Linked DNA regions of Homo sapiens: region 1 is linked to region 2. The links are chromatin loops, found by intact Hi-C in ENCODE. Cell type or tissue: psoas muscle. All regions are shown on one strand. Each heading gives the region's core, and the rest is flanking DNA. Links, peaks and the distances in the headings are about the cores only.

Evidence for each region. Peaks named below come from ENCODE experiments on the same cell type or tissue, not always from the same donor. Only the 100,000 strongest peaks of a DNase experiment are listed, where the experiment ranks them.
Region 1: it touches region 2 in a loop (1.9-fold over the local background); 4 of 110 quality-filtered maps call a loop at or near these places.

Annotation. Positions count from the first base shown.
Region 1 is chr19:17,143,183-17,146,085 of GRCh38, reverse strand. MYO9B (myosin IXB) reads right to left here. Exons shown (of 40, transcript NM_004145.4): 3 at 595-689. Among named protein-coding and RNA genes, the nearest start is that of SNORA118, 52 kb to the right of the region's middle. In psoas muscle, for the core only: no CTCF peak of the experiment used is centred there; a DNase peak (open chromatin) is centred at 1,160.
Region 2 is chr19:17,204,078-17,206,980 of GRCh38, reverse strand. MYO9B (myosin IXB) reads right to left here. Exons shown (of 40, transcript NM_004145.4): 31 at 1,645-1,718; 32 at 829-1,021; 33 at 605-733; 34 at 197-302. Among named protein-coding and RNA genes, the nearest start is that of USE1, 9.8 kb to the left of the region's middle. In psoas muscle, for the core only: a CTCF peak has its summit at 1,567 (motif pointing left); a DNase peak (open chromatin) is centred at 1,530.

The DNA.
Region 1 (2,903 bases), core at 102-2,601, 61 kb after region 2:
CATTCAGCCATCCATGCATGAATTCATCCATCCATCCATCCATAAATCTGTCTATCCATCTACGTGCAAATCCATTCACCCATGAATCCATCTGTCTCTCTAACCATCCATCCATCCATCCATCCATCCATCATCCATCCATCCATCCATCCCCTCATGAGTCCATCCACCCACCCACCCTTCAGTATTTCCATGCACGACCACCTCACTTTGCAGCTCTGTACCTGTCATTTTCTGGCTAAAGGAGCACATGTTTGGCAAAGGCCAGAGTCCGCATCCCCACTGCCTGTGACACCCCCAAGACCTACCAAATTAGAAACTTTATCAAGACAGGAAATGGGCTGGGCTGTCCTTGCCTGTTCTCGGTAAAGCCCACTACCTCTAGCCACGTCCCCCAGCCCCTGCCCACATTTCCTACTTCAACCTACTGTTCCAGACCTTCACCTCAAAGACCTAAAAATCACACTCGCTCTCCCATACAAAGCATAAACATCCACACAGCCATGATCTCCACATCTCACTCCCATGTGTGTGTCAGGAAGCAACAGTGCGTGGGGCCAGCTCCCACCAGTGGGGACCCCAGGGACACCTCACCCTCTCACGATGCCACTCTCTAGGTAGCTGACTTGGATGAATTTCCCAAACCGGCTGGAGTTGTTGTTGTGGGCTGTCTTGGCATTTCCAAAAGCCTGCAAGGAAATCAAAAGCAGGTTTCAGATCAGGAGGGTGGAATTTCTTTTTCTTTTTTTTCCTCTCATTTTACACTGTGCTTTTATATTTTGTATTGTTCAATTTATCTATTTTTTCTCTTGGAGACAGTCTTGTTCTGTCACCTGGGCTGGAGTGAAGTGGCACAATCTTGGCTCACTGCAACCTCTGCCTCCCGGGTTCAAGCAATTCTCATGCCTCAGCCTCCTGAGTAGCTGGGACTACAGATGTGCGCTACCATGCTGGCTAATTTTTGTATTTTAGTAGAGACGGGGTTTCACCATGTTGTCCAGGCTGACGTAGAACTCCTGAGTTCAGGCAATCTGCCCGCCTCAGCCTCCCAAAGTGCATGAGTCACTGTGCCCAGTCTCTATTTTTTCTTTTTCTTTTTTTTTTTTTTTTTTTTTTGAGATGAAGTCTCGCTCTGTTGCCTTGGCTGGAGTGCAGGGGCGCAATCTCAGCTCACTGCAAGCACTGTCTCCCGAGTTCAAGCGGTTCTCCTGGCTCAGCCTCCCGAGTGGCTGGGATTACAGGCGCACGCTGCCACGCCTGGCCAATTTTTTGTATTTTTAGTACAGACGGGGTTTCACTGTGTTGCCCAGTCTGGTCTCGAACTCCTGAGCTCAGACAATCCGCCCACCTTGGCCTCCCAAAGTGCTGGGATTATAGGCATGAGCCACCACCCCTGGTCTCTTATTTTTTCTTTAACTGTTCCTGCAAAGTAGGGCTACCCAGTAAGCAGAGAGTAGCCCATTTTCTTTCACTCTTTTTTTTTTTGTTTGAGACAGGGTCACACAATGTCACCCAGGCTGGAGTGCAGTGTTGCGATCTTGGCTCAATGCAACCTCTGCCTCCCAGGCTGAAGCGATCCGCCTGTCTCAGCCTCCTGAGCAGCTGGGACCACAGGCATGCACCACCACGCCTGGCTAATTTTTTGTAGAGATGGGGTTTTGCCATGTTGCCCAGGCTGGTCTGGAACTCCTGAGCTTAAGTGATCCACCCGCCTCGGTCTCCCAAAGTGCTGGAATTACAGGCATGAACCATCATGCCCAGACTCGGTTTATTTAATTAATATTTTCCAGATTGTGACATAATTTGCAAAAACATCATTTTATCTGTTGTCTAAATAAACTTTATTTTTTAACCTTTTAATATTATTTTTGAGATGGGGTCTCGCTCTGTTGCCCAGGCTGGAGTGTAGTGGCATGATCTCAGCTCACTGCAACTTCTGTCTCCCAGGCTCAAGGGATCCTTCTGCCTCAGCCTCCCAAGTAGCTGCGACCACAGGCATGCACCACCATGCCTAGCCTTAACTTTTAAGGTTTTGGGGTACACACGCAGGTTTGTTAAGTAGGTAAACTTGTATCACAGGGATTTGCTGTACAGATTATTTTGTCACCCAGGTACTAAGCCTAGTATCCAACAGTTATTTTTCTTTTTCTTTTCTTTTTTATTTTGAGACAGAGTCTTGCCCTGTTGCCCAGGCTGGGGTGCAGTGGCACGATCTCGGCTCACTGCAACCTCCACCTCCCAGGTTCAAGCGATTCTCCTGCCTCAGCCTCCCAAATAGCTGGGAATACAGGCGTGTGCCACCATGCCCAGCTAATTTTTGTATTTGTAGTAGAGACGGGGTTTCACCACGTTGGCTAGGATGGTCTCGATCTCTTGACCTCATGATCTGCCCGCCCCGGCCTCTCAAAGTGCTGGGATTTACAGGCGTGAGCCACTGTGCCTGGCCCCAATAGTATTTTTTCTGCTCCTCTCCCTCCTCCCACCCTCCAGGAGGCCCCACTGTCTGCTCTTCCCCTCTGTGTGTCCATGTGTTCTCACCATTTAGCTCCCACTTGAAAGTGAGAACATGCAATATTAGGTGTTCTGTTCCTGTGTTAGTTTGCTAAGGATAATGGGCTCCAGCGAGGATGGAGCTTCTATAGGCCTCAGCCTGGAGCCCTGGGCCTCCCTCCTTCTCGGCTTTGAGGACACTCACTTGTCCCCAAGACAGTAGGCTATAAGTCACTTAGAAGCCCAGATAAGACCTGAAAAATACAGAGGTGTATAGCCAAGGCCCATTCCAACATTTCACTCTTTATCTCTGTGTCTGAGGTTGTGTGTGGTGCTCAAGTTTGTTTGTTTTTTTTTTGAAACAGAGTCTTGTTCTGTTGCCAGGCTGGGGTACAATGGCACGATCTCAGCTC
Region 2 (2,903 bases), core at 304-2,803:
TTCCGCAGCACAGAGAGGTACCTCAAGGGACCCGGGCGGCCCAGCAGCCTGGCCCCCTCCCAGAACCCCCAACAGTGGTCTGCATCCTGGTTCGAAACCACCACAGAACGCCAGCTCGGGTCCTCCTGGGAAATGCTGCCTCGCGGGTTCCCAATGCGACCCTAACCCCACAGAGGGCAGGTGGGGAGGCACTTGCTTGACAAGGTGGAAGATGAGTCTCTCCAGGGAGTTGTGGTTGGCTTCTGGAAGGTGCTCCAGGACGGCATAGATGGCAGCCAGCTGCTCCTGCTTCTCCGGCAGCTCTGCAGGCAGTGGGGTTTGAGGACGTCAGCTCCCAAGGGTCCCCAAGGTGCCTGTTGTCCCCACCAACACGACCTGAGATGCACAGGTGCCATCCACCCTGTGGTGCCCAGGCAAGAATGGATGGCTACAGAGGTGTCCTGGCCCCACCCCAAACTGGGGACCCGGTTTGGCTGGGCCGACTGCTTTGGGCCTCAGTTTCTCAGTTTGTGAACTGGGTGGTCCTGCCTCCTGGGCTGGTCACAGCGAACGCTGTATCCTGGCTGTGGCCACCTGCTGCCACCCGCACCGCCATGGGGCTCACCGACGGCTCGGAGGAAGTCGCCGTACTGTGCGAAGGTCATGAGGGGCTCGGGCAGCTCCCGCAGCCACTGCTTCAGCACCCCTGTGATGGCGTGGATGGGGAAGTTCTCCAGCTTGACTGCTGCGGGGTCTGTGGGGTGGGTGGGGTGGGTCTGGTGAGCGGCGCACTGGCAGGACGGCTGTGCCTGGGGCCTGGCACTGCACCCACCTGCCCACAGCGCCCACCTGTCTGCAGCGCCTGCCGGAGCTCCCGAGTGCGGTTGGCAGCACCCGACTTGCGGTAGAGGCCCTCGGTGTACAGGCCGTGCATCTCCACGTGTTCCAGGAGCTTCTCCAGCACGATGGGCACCGAGGCCTTGTCGCTGGTCAGGCTGTCTACGCACACGCCGAAGTGGCCAGGCTCAACGCCTGGCTCGCCCTGCAGTGCCGGGGTTGGGGGTCAGGTCTGGGCCTGGCTGTCTTCCTCTCCAGCTGTCTCTGGGGGCCTCTGCCTCCTGGTCCCGCACAAGGCCCTCAGGGCTTCCTCTGCTGTTCTGTCCCTCCCTGTCTCCTTCTGCGTGGTTGTTGGGGGTGTGGGGCTGCAGAAGTCAAGGCCAGCATGGCAGCCACTGGGCAGGGGCTTCCTTTGTAGGCCACCCAAGGCATGGGTGGTCCTTCGTGGGGAGAGAGCTATAACCTAGCCCCCACAGCCACCTCACAGAAGTAGACCCTGACTCTTGCTGCACCCCCAGCACCCAGGACCCCAACCTTATGCACAGAGTTGGGGGGCCTCCCTCTGCATGGCTCAGGACTCTCTCAGGAGCAAGGATGAGCAGGGCTGGGGGAGCTGAGACACACACACAGGCCTGGGCCCTGCCTGAGGGCCTCAAGGAGTTTGTACAGAACCGGGGACAATGGTGTGTTCTGCAGAACCAGAGGCCACAGCCGCCCCCTACTGGCTGCTCAATGCTTCGCTTGGCCCTCACATCAAGCACCACCTCCTGGTGCACCTGGCCGTGAGTGGAGTGTCATTGTAGAAAGTTCCAGGCCTCGTACACTCACCTTCCTCCCGTAGGTGTAGGAGCAGTGGCTCTGAATCTTGTGCACGCACTTCTTGTGGCAGGTCATCTTGCACACTAGGAGGTCCACAGGGTGGGAGTCACAGAGGGTGCTGGGGACCCCAGATTCCTGCAGCCACCCACCCAGCTGGCCGGGGGCCGCCAATTGCCTTCTTTTTTTTTTTTTTTTGAGATGGAGTCTCACTCTTGTTCTCAGGCTAGAGCGCAATGGCGTGATCTCGGCTCACTGCAACCTCCGCCTCCCGGGTTCAAGTGATTCTCCTGCCTCGGCCTCCCGAGTAGCTGGGATTACAGGTGTGCGCCACCACGCCTGGCTAATTTTGTATTTTTAGTAGCGACAGGGTTTCTCCATGCTGGTCAGGCTGGTCTCGAACTACCGACCTCAGGTGATCTGCCCACCTCGGCCTCCCAAAGTGTTGGGATTAGAGGCGTAAGCCACTGCACCTGGCCTGGATTGCCTTCTTTTTGGTTTCTCTTTTTCTTTTTGAGACAGGGTCTCACTCTGTCACCCAGGCTAGAGTGCAGTGGCACTATCATAGCTCACTGGAGCCTTGACCTCCCAGGCCCAGGTGATCCTCCCAAGTAGCTGGCACTACAGGCGTGCACCACCGTGCCTGGCTAATTTCTGTATTTTTTTTTGTATAGATGGGGTCTTGCCATGTTGCCCAGGTTGATTTAGAACTCCTGAGTTCAAGCGACCCTCCCGCCCCAGCCTCCCAAAGTGCTGGGATTACAGGTGTGAGCCACTGTGCCTGGCCTGCCAACTTCTAAACCCACACTGCAGGAACCTGTGCCCTGACTCCTGAGAGAGGAGGCTGTGTGGACAAACTTCATAGCTCCAAGGTGGCCATTCATGGCCTCAGACCCAGCCTGGCTAGCGGAACCATGAGCAGGTGTTTGTGGGGACCTGTGACATCCTTGCCCCAAGTCCCCAAGGCCACCTACTGGCAGAACTAAAGGTCTAAAGGTCCTGCCAGGAGGTGGCCTTGGGGACTTGGGACGAAGATGTCACGGGGCAAAGACAATGCTGCTTTTCCTTCTTCCAACCACACTGAATCCCAGGCCACCCAGCTGACGCCTTGCAGAGGGTACACTGGTTACGCTAAAGAAGAGAGTGTCTGGCACCTGGCAAGGATGGAATCAGGTGAGGGGACGGGCCTGGGTCCCGCATCCTTATCTCAGGACCATGACAACTGACTGTTGGACAGATGTGGGGTGGTGGGGCTGCCTTCTGGGCTGAAA